Linked DNA regions of Mus musculus: region 2 is linked to region 1. Evidence: chromatin loops called from intact Hi-C (ENCODE). Cell type or tissue: left cerebral cortex. All regions are shown on one strand. Each heading gives the region's core, and the rest is flanking DNA. Links, peaks and the distances in the headings are about the cores only.

Region 1 (5,317 bases), core at 734-4,733:
CCAGTGTCTCAGAGGAGGTTGTGATTCGGGGCCAAAGCACCAGGCGTGCGATCCAGCGTCTGCCCCTGGCACCATTGCTTTAGTGGCAAGAGTTGGCAAGTCATTTAATCCCGCTGTGTCTGGATTTCCTTACCTACAAATCACAATGATAACATCTGCCCTGCCTCTGCACAAGGAGCCCGTGAAAAACAACCATGCTCAACAAGTGAAATGTCCTCCTATTCCTATTCAGCTATAGAGTGGCATCACAGAGACCACCCGAAAGGCCCCATGTTTCATGAATATGCACATCAACTATGACTGTAAAAGTAAGGCTCTAGGCTTTCATGGACCCACATGTGGAAATGCTTTGCAGCTCTTGACACATAGTAGGTCTTCAGCAAATACTCATCACTGTAAGCCAGCTGCACCTGTGTGCATTCTACTCATTTGCATTTTCTTTATCACTAGCTTGTTCCACCACTAACTACTGAATACCACTCTGTGCCTTGGCAGAAACAGACTGTGGCTTGATGTAGAGGCACACACCAGCAATCCCAGCATCCTGGAGGTGGAAGCAAGAGGATCAGGAGTTCAAGGCCGTGCTTGGCTAAATAACGAGTTCAAAGCCAGCCAGGGCTAAATGAGACTCTGTCTCAAAACAAAACAAAACAAAACAAAAACAAACAAACAAAAAACAGCGAAAGATATACAGATTGCAAAAGCAGACAATAACTGGGCTCCTGCCGTACAAGCATGAGGACTTGAGTTTGGGTCCTCAGTACATATGTAAAAGCTAGACATATGAAGGAGGTACTGGTGGGGCGGGGCATTGGCCTGCCAATCCAGCCAAATTGATGTGCTTCAGGTTCAATTCAATAAGAGACCCTGTCTCAAAATACAAGGAAGAGAATGATGGAGAGCGTTAGACCGTTAGCCTCCAGAAGCTACACGTGTGTGAACGGATGGGTGCATGCACACATACACGATACACGCACATGAGTAGTACACATAGAAACATACATAAAACGGACAAAAATTGCTACAAAATTGCATAATAAGAAAACATAAAATGCAGCTTTCCGCCTAGCAGTAATAACTTCTGCTGTTACAGTGTTTGTAGATTATGAAGAACCATATAGTTTTGTTTTTACCTAACTCTAATGTCAGCACTATTACCTTCCTGGCTCCAAATTCAGTGCTCTGTTTATATTGAAAAGTCTTGAAAGTCTCTCAATTGTCACAGGTGACTCTAAACAAAAACTTTGGAGTAAAATTTAAGTAAACAATAGTAAAAAAAAATAATAAGGTTTTATTGCAGGACCCCACCCCTCACCCACACACATTTATGAGTTAGCATAATGCAACCATATAACCAATTCAAGATACATTTTCAAATGTTTCTTTTTAAAATTGGCCTTGAATTTCTTTTTTCTTATAGGCAGTTTTCTCTGGGGGAAAAAAAAAGCCAAGCAATAAAGGTGGTGGCCAAGGTGCCTTCCTTTTGTCGACTCTTTAAAAATTACTCAAAATCGATCACTGTATTCAGATACCCGAATCACAGACAATGCCAAATGACCGCTAGCCATCTTATTATATAATTCAACAACTACTGGAGGTAATTTTTACGGGGGAACATTGATTTAACTGACAGTTTAATTAATTGCTTATTTGCCACGGGATATCTACTAAAACCTTTTACTAAAACTGCCGTATCCTTTGTATTCTAACCACTCCCCTGCCACTGCTGCCACCTCCCCATCACACACACACACACACACACACACACACACACACACACACCCTCACCTACACCCAGTGCCAGATCAGTTTCCCGGCCTGTATTCGTAAAACCATATTAAAATTTCACAACACATGGTCACAGTTACTAGGTTTTCTCCACCCTCCCCCTACACTGAATCAATGTCTTCACATATACATTTCCCCCTTGAAATCCACAATTCGGAAAGCCATTGAGAGTGTGCAAACATCTAACATAAAATTCAAATGTCTGTTCTTGGCTGATACTCGGTTCTTTTTTTTAAAGCCATAGTACCCCACCCACTGCATCCAAGGGGTTAGAGGTCCAATCTCGCCACCACAGAGCTCTGCAAGAAAGGGCGGTTATAGCTGCAGGGAAACAGCCGCGATGGAAGAAGATAAGGCGAGCCCATTTCACGCCCCGGCGGCGTGCGGTGCCCGGCTCCAGCCCTGGGAGGGAAACCTTTGTTCGCCTCTGCCATCAAACTGGTAGCTCATCAGAACTGGGGCAACAAGAGTTTGTGCGCATCGGCTCTCGGCAGAGGTTAAACAAAGCCATGCAGCCTGGGGACCCGGCTGAGCGTGTCCGCGTCTCAGCTCCTGGTTAGCGAGGTCCCGCTCTGCGCTGGGGACCCGGGAACCGGACAAGGCGCGGGAAGGAGCGCGGGGCTGAGCGAGTCCCACGCTCTCGGCAAGTTCCCGGGGTGCAGTCCGCTCGCAGGTTCCTCCCAGGGACCCACGAATGAGCACGCCCCGCACAGATCCAGAAGAGAGGGGCTGCGCCGCGCATGGGGTCGTCGCCCCAAAGACCTCCGCCGGCCGTGCTAGCCCACGCCCGGGGCAAGGTAGGAGTCTCGCTCGGGCCCCGCCAGAGAGAGAAGCCACCCGCTGCCCATTGTCTGTTCTCCTCCGTCGCCGGAGGAGAGCTCACCTGCGGTTTCGCAGGGCGCCGCCGTGGAGAGAGGGATTGGCGAGAGCCGCGCGCCCCGGGAACGTCCCAGCCCGCCGAGCCTCCGCAGCAGCAGCAGCCCCAGCAGCGCGGCCGGCTCTCAAGCGCCCGCGGCCTCCATTGCTCTCCCCGCCGCCACCACCGCGCGGCACTGCGCGCCCAGCCCCGCGCGCCGTGGTCACATGCTCCGCCCGCGCTTGCCTTGGCCGCTCGGACCCTCGCCCGCCCCGCCCGGACACCGCCGCGCTGCCCGCCGAGCTCCGTTGGTGCATGCCGGACACTTTGCACCCGGGCTGACTCGAAAGCAGGAGTTAGCCCAGGACACCGTGTGGGACTTACCAGTGCCCTCTCCACCGCTGCAGGAATGGCCAGATCTAAGGCTGAAGGCGAGGGTCGAGGCGCACCTTGCAAGGGGCAAGAATCCAAGACTGTCAGTCACCACCTTCTCTGGAAGTAGTCCGGGTCCCGGGTACCAGCATAAAACAGTAACTCGAGTGACCTGGACCATAAAGAGGTTTCACCCTGCATGGTCCAAGCTATCAGAATGGATCTGGGACTCCTGAGTCGCACAAATGGAAAGATGTCCCTCCAGAGATATAAAAAGCTAGCGATTGTATTGCTGAGTTCCAGTGCATTTGAACACAGTGACATCGGTCATTATTGTCCTCACTCATAATGAAATTAAATATTGACTTCGATATCTTAGAAAGATTATCTTGTCCTTTTGTGGGTTAGTCAGAAGCAATGAGACTTAGCTCCATACTTCCTGTCATGGCTATTTCAATAGAAGCGTTGGAACTCAAGTCTACCGGGCCTTTTGATGCTGCAAATACAAAGATACCAAAATCTAGGCGTCTTATTTATTACTAAAGCAAAAATCTTCTGTGACAAAAGACGCAGAAAACCAACTGTAACATATACTCTATAACGAATCAAAGGTCCCAGTGTCCAAAACAGGACCACTAATTTCAATGCTGATGGCAAGCGTGATTCAGAACTGATACGGGATAGTTCCAGTGCATAGCGGATTAGTTAACTGGGCTTTTCTGGATAACTTGTTGTTGTTGTTGTTGTTTTGGGTTTTTGTTGGTTTTGTTTTGTTTTGTTTTGTTTTGTTTTGTTTTGTTTTTCCAGACAGGATTTCTCTGTGTAGCCCTGGCTGCCCTGAAACTCATTCTGTAGACCAGGCTGGCCTCGAACTTACAGAGATACATATGCCTCTGCCTCTCAAATGCTGGGATTAGTGTATTGTTTCATTGATCATTGCTTACATATATCCTAAACTATTCCTCAAAATAAGAATAATAATGAGTTTTAGAGAATTAAGTTAAAGGTTCCTTTAACTTTGGTTTAGTAGCAATAGAAATTTTTAGAAGCTCAAAATGAAATCTGGGCAGAGTATACAACAGGGATCTTTTTCTTGGCACACTATACTCTTGACTCTGTGCCAACTGCACAAGAATCACTCTATAGTAATTCAAATTCACATAGTGTGGGTTCTACTGACTTTTCATTTTGTAAGACAAATATGGCAACTTATACGCCATTAAATCATCTAGAGAGTTGATGCTCATATTAGAATATTCTAGTGCCAGACTTTATGCATCATACCTCAAATCGGAAGCTAATAGGAAACTTTGATTATCTTTTGAGCTATTTGCCTTGGCTTTTGACTATCACATCGTATCGATAACAGCTCAGTCCACCGGATAGTCAGCATGGAGCTATTAAGTTTACCCTAGAATAACGGAACTTTCAGACCAGATCCTGCCCATTGAGGGGGTGTGGCTGCAGACTAATGGAAGCTTTCAACGTGGCTCTATAGTAAGCTGTCCTGCTGGAAAGGTGACAGGTGACAGAATATCTTTCTTCCGACTTCTCAAGCGTACTGGTCCATAGTTCATACCAACAAAATATAGAAGGGCAACGGGATATATACAAAAGAATTATATAAGAATAAACTCAAAATACATGTTAAGCATAAAGGTAAGACCTAAATCGATCAGAGTCTTAGGGAAAAAAAAAACTTCACAGTGAAGGTATGGAAGGGAAAAGCTATATTCAAGCTAGCTATATAGGGATATAATGACATTTTTTTTTTTGCAATAGAAGGAATGAAGTGCTAATTAACACATACATGAGCCTTGTATGTATTAGGGCTGAACCTTGAGAACATTACAGTAAGAGAAAGAAACCAGACATAAAAGACCACATAAGGCAAGATCTCCTTATACCGAGTATGCAGATAGGCGAGTCTCCTGAAACAGCCACAGGTCACGTGAGGAAGGTGAGCTGAGAGAAAACAGGGCATGGATATTTGGAATGATGAGGACGTTTATGTAATTGTGGAATTTGTTCCACAACTATGGGTCTACTGAGATACCGTTGAATCACACACTATAATGGTGAATTATATGGTTTGTCAGTCACTGATCAATAAAGTTCTTAAAGATATTTTAAAATCTTTTTGTGTGTATTTGTATGTGTTCATGTGTGCACATATAAGTGCGGGTTCACATGCATGTATGCACCTGTGTATGTGGAGGTACCAAGGGTAGACATTGGGTATCTTCCTCAATCTTTCTCCACGTTATATTTTGAGACAGTCTCTCACTGAACCTGGGGTTG
Region 2 (5,317 bases), core at 681-4,680, 120 kb before region 1:
ACCTACCACTCAGAGGGTTCAGAAATAACCCACCACTGATGCTCTCATATTGTCTCATGTTCAGGATTCAGGGCAATCAAGGTTAAAAGGTAGGCCAGGCTCCACTGCAACAACTTGGCCAAGTACCAGCCAGGGTGGAAGATTCATTGTTCTGCATTATAGCCCAAAATAAATGAAAGGGACAATACCATTATGAAATGTTCTTGAGATTCCACATGCATTTTCATCCAAAAGCTTTATAGGGCACAACTTATTGTTGGCTGTTATAAGAAGAAAAGTCTTGAATATTCAAATGAATACCAGTCATGGGGTTGACCTGTGTCTCCCTTAAGCCCAGCAAAAAGATGTATTGGACTCTGCACATTTAAACTTGCTTGTGACTTTATATGGAGACAGGGTCATTATAACATCTATCAAGTTAAAATGTGGTCATTCGGGTAGGCTGTAATCCAATATAACCGATGCCCTTATAAAAAGACGGAATTTGAACTCAGGCACAAATAGAGGAAGATAATGTGAGCACCTAAGGCTCTAGAGCATCATGTACGAGCCAAGAACACCTGCTGCTGCCAGAAGACGATTAGGAGGCCGAGTCTCCCTCACAGAACTCTGAAGGGATTAATGCTTCAGACACCTCGATTTTCACCCTTCTTGCCTCCGAATTGAGAGACAGCCGGCTTCTGCTGAAGCTGCCCAGTGTGTGGTACTTAAGTTACAGCACCCTAGAAAACTAGCACAATGGATTAAGTCTCCAGTCGCCTCCAGCCAGCAGTGCCAGCAACCCACTCCTAGTTAAGAGGAACTGTGGCCTCCGTTAAAAGAAAAAAAAATGGTCTTGCTTACTGCAGAAAATACATGTACAGAGCCCATTCACTTCAGAATCCTTTTCTTGTTCATGTAAAAAGCCAATTTAAATGACAATTCTCTCCCAGTACTCTTTTGCCAAGCTAGGGTATAGAAAGTACACACACATGGGCTTATACATTACACACACACACACACACACACACACACACACACAGTTCTCTGTTGTTAGGTCTTGAATAGGCTGCCAGTTCCCATAGTCGCTGGGGCTGATTCCAGCTGATTCTTGTCAGTTTAGCAGATGAGATTGGAACAGCTGCTTCTTCCATACACAGCATTGTCTTAAAAAGATGGTCAGATTGAATTACAATTAGATTACAGAGCTGCCAAAGAGGGCTGTAATTATAGCATTTTACTCGCCACGTTTACAAGGCAGACATATACGGAAAGGGAATGAAGGCAGAAGGTAAGGCAAGAAAGCCACATCACTTACCTCAGCAGGAAATCTGACAGAGGGAAGAGGGGAGGCTCCTTAGTCAGCAGGGGAGAGGAGCCCCTTGCCACCAACAGCTAGGCTTTGTGTTCAGGCGCTAGAGGACAAGATGTGGTGGAAGAGGAGGGCCAGCCAGGTTGCCATGACTCACCCACAGCTCCAGAGAAGCAAGGGAGGAGCTGAGGCCAAACCAAGGCGGCTCCTGCCAGGATGGCCAAGCCCGGTCCCTTGATTTGGTCTCATCTATAAGAGCATATTCATTTACCCAGCAGCTGTTTATCACGCAGCTCCGAGGAAGCTTGGAGACCGTCTCACTTCTGCTAGATAGCACAAAGACGAGAGAAGAAGAGATCCCATGGCCAGTTATGCTGGTCAACTCCCTTGCTAATCAATAATGCATTTAGCACCACAGGAGGAGCGACAGAACCTACTCAGCCCCCCTCAACCTCGGCATCCCACAGATAAATTGAAGATAGCAATGTTTATGCAGTGAGCGAACTCTTTGAAGGGTAACGATCTCAACAGCCAGCTGGACTCGCATCCGTGGATTCGACGAAGCAACAGACGCCTACTGTGCGCCTTGTATACGTAAGATGCTATGCTAGAGATGAATACAGAGGGGCTGATATAGATTTGTTTCTCAAGAGCTCACAGTTCTTTCGAAAAGCTAGAGCACAGAGACAGAGAAAGTAAGACATCCCCCGCCACACACACAATGATAATCACTAACTCAGGTATATATGTAATTGCAGTAGACTTAATGCTTATGTGCCTCCCAAATTCATAGGTTCAAATCCCAATCCAAGTCTATGTTCGTATAATGGTATTAAAAGGTGAAGCTTTGTGGATGAAACCTCCATGAAAGGGATTAGGACTGTTACAAGAAGGGCCAGAGAAAGATTCCCTCACCTGTTTCAATATGCGAGGATACAATACAGAGGAGTTTTCTCTGTGAGAAAGGGGGTTCTTTTTAGACATGGCATATGTCGGCATCCTTATATTTAACTTCTCAGCCTCCAGAACCTAGAGAAATAAACTAGACACCAGTCTACGATGTCTTCCTTTAGCAATCTAAATGGACGAAGACAGAAAGTTGCACAGGGAGGAAGCTGCCTGGTTCTATCTAGAGTCTTACCCCTTCCTTCCTTCCTAAATGGGACTATGTATAGTGCTTTCTGTTTGTTTATTGGTTTGTTTTAATCATTTTCAGGTTTACCTGTTTTCTTTCTCCTAAAGATACACCCTACTACACAATTCAATTATCTTTCCTCACTACCAGCCAGTGCTATTTCCATCACGAAAACGTCTTCTCCCAGAACACTGTGAAAAGCTCCAACTCCATCCCCTAATTTAAGGTATTGCTTAGTTACAGTGGAGCGGATCTCTGGGAGGAACGAAAACATCTCTAACAGTGCCACCGACGATAAAAGCAACTGCAGGAGTTTCTCTCAACTTAGAGGAGAGACGATGACAGTTTTCTTCTCTTCAGTGCCCTGGGCAGACAGAACCCATCTGCTGGCTATGTCACTCTTCCCTTGCTAATTTCAATATACGTCCTGCTCCCATCCACGCAACCCACCTTAACACAGTATCACAGGCAACTGGAAGATTCCCAAAACCGACTGTGATGTGGAGGTCATTTGCATTTAAGGTCAGGTTTTAGTTCTAACTAGGAATGTCCCATATAGGTGAAAATCGCCACCCATCGGGTACCACAGGGTTCAAGACCTCAGCTCGACTGGAGACCAGGCTGTTTGTGCATAGCCCATCGCCCCACAGGTACAGGCATCATCTTGGAATGAGACCTCTTTCAGGGAAGACAGATTCCAGACCTGACTAATATAGGGCATTTTTAATATCAGAAGAGGAACTTTCAAAATAAATGAGCATCCAGAAACGCTCAGAGGTTCAAGGAGATAAAGACCAGGCAGCAAACTACAGCAGCCCAGGTGCTTCAAGGGTTCAGATCCAGGGGTTTCGATGGCCTCCTGGGAACTATTAGGAAAAAAGAACTCTGTGGCCCTGCAGTGTAGGGAGCGCAGACTGGTCTGTCAGCCTGGCCCTGTGAAAGTGACACAGGCTGCCTTCTGCACAAGGAAGAAGGTTCAAGGCAGGGGAAGTCCAGCTTGCCTACTTGCTATCCCCATCAAGTGCCAGGCCATGAAGTATATCAGCTGGGATGTGTCTCCATGCAAGTCTTTCTGACTACACCAAGGCTTCAAGAGATGAGCCACAAAGCCACATCTGCCAGGGCAGGACACCATTCTCTCACTGCCAAAGGACACTCTGTACACGAGAGTAGAAGGCCACCAGTCCCAGACAGAGGTGAAGGTAGGTAAGTTCCATAAGGTCTTGGGGGAGTTAGGATCCTCTCTTGCTAATTGGAAATTGCTGCTCAGGGGGCCAGAGGTGATGGACAGGGCTTGTTGATATGGAGTGCACCCGGGGGATACAGATCACAAGGCAATCCTGGTCTGTGGGGAAAGGCTAGGACCTTATGACCCAGGGTCCATCATAGAAAGAAGAGACTTAGGCAGTATCTCCAGGGTAGTGGAGACTAGACGCACAGGGTGAGTTAACTTTGCAATTCCAAACTCTACCTCCTGTGAACTTGGATAAATCACAAAGAGTCACTCATAGAATGACTTCCCAAGTACCAACTAAAATAGTCCCCGAAGTGCTTGGTGACTTTTCCTTTCTTACCCTCTTGCTCATCAGAAATTAAAGTGGTTGTTATTGTGGTGAAATGAATGGTGGGGTTAAAACAGTGAGGTTGGCAACACAGAGGAAAGGAAAAAAGGAGGGCTTGAAGGTTGGTATAGGATTGCCACACTGACCCTGAGAGGAAGCACAGACTCTGGGAAAAACAATGCTGGGCTTAGGAGACTGCAGCTCCTAGAACCATCTGCCCCTGCCCTGTGAGCGCGCATGCACACACCCCCCACCCCCCATCCCCCGCACCCACCATGCTAGGTACTAATTAATGCCCTTTCCCTAGTACTTTTGTGTAGTTTCACCTTTACAACTATTCTTTTATCTAAAGCACCTAGTTTTAACAGACTGAATTGTGGGTAACGATGACGTCTAAGAAAGCCTCCGCCGATCAGAGGAAGACTGGCATCTGACCTTCCTGAGGGAGGGCAAGGGAAGTTAAAATGGTAGACCAAGTACAGATGGAGTCCGCCCTTTGCTGCAGCTCTGCTCAGCCCCGCCCCTGTCACGTCCTTCCCTCCCCCTCCTGTCGCAGCCTTTGCCTCCTGTGTGCTGAATGCACCTTGACTATTTGCAGGCTTCACCTGTGCCATGCTGGGACTTCTTCAGGAGCACAAGGAGACTGTTTCCAGGCTGGGGCAGAGGGAATGCTGAGAGAAAGAGGCATCTCTCCTCCCCTACCCCAGCTGCCAGCCTAGGCCAGGAAGAGGGAGAAAGGAGAAGTAATTTCCTTCGCTGCCCACTTCAACCGCAGACACTTCTGCTCCCTCTTTCAATAACGTGAAGTTTCAGGGTTTGATTGACATGCCTATCTGCCCTCCCGTCGCCCTCTTTTCAGCCTTTAGCATTTCCGTTCTTTTATTAAATGCTGGAGTTGTGTTGAGTCCAGTCCCAGCTGTGCAGCCTTAAGTCTGAATTAGTATTGATTGTTCTCTCAGTTGTAGGTTTCAATCTCTGACAGGTGGATGTTATCCACCTTGCGTTTTTGCCTTTACAGAAAGGGTATTAATAGTTATGCTCTTGGCTCGGGCTGGCTACGGAACTTGTCTGTTCTTTGGCATGATAATCCAGAAATGATGTCCACATCGGGCTCGGCATTGCTCACTTCAATTCATATTCAACAACAGAATGGTGTGCAAACATTTTTCTGCCTATTTATCCAATTTGCCAATTACTTTCTTTTCAGGTCGGTGAAATTTCCCACTGTTTCACTGAGGTAAATGGCTACTAGAGACTTTCAGTTAGGAGCTTTTATTAAAGTAACACAAAGTTCTGAGAAACCACCAGAAGGTAAGGTTTTAATTTTAC

What was found. Hi-C counts contacts between places; a loop is a spot of excess contacts. Peaks named below come from ENCODE experiments on the same cell type or tissue, not always from the same donor. Only the 100,000 strongest peaks of a DNase experiment are listed, where the experiment ranks them.
Region 2: a loop joins it to region 1, with 4 times the contacts of the local background. A loop is called at or near these places in 1 of 42 quality-filtered maps.

What each region holds. Positions count from the first base shown.
Region 1 is chr5:76,655,208-76,660,524 of GRCm38, reverse strand. It overlaps a transcript of Cracd not described here. Among named protein-coding and RNA genes, the nearest start is that of Cep135, 69 kb to the right of the region's middle. In left cerebral cortex, for the core only: a CTCF peak has its summit at 2,824; DNase peaks (open chromatin) are centred at 1,875, 2,140, 2,835 and 4,122; H3K4me3 peaks cover 2,260 bases; H3K27ac peaks cover 1,303 bases.
Region 2 is chr5:76,778,661-76,783,977 of GRCm38, reverse strand. It overlaps a transcript of Cracd not described here. Among named protein-coding and RNA genes, the nearest start is that of Gm34369, 3.9 kb to the right of the region's middle. In left cerebral cortex, for the core only: no CTCF peak of the experiment used is centred there; DNase peaks (open chromatin) are centred at 782, 1,156, 1,409 and 2,703; H3K27ac peaks cover 774 bases.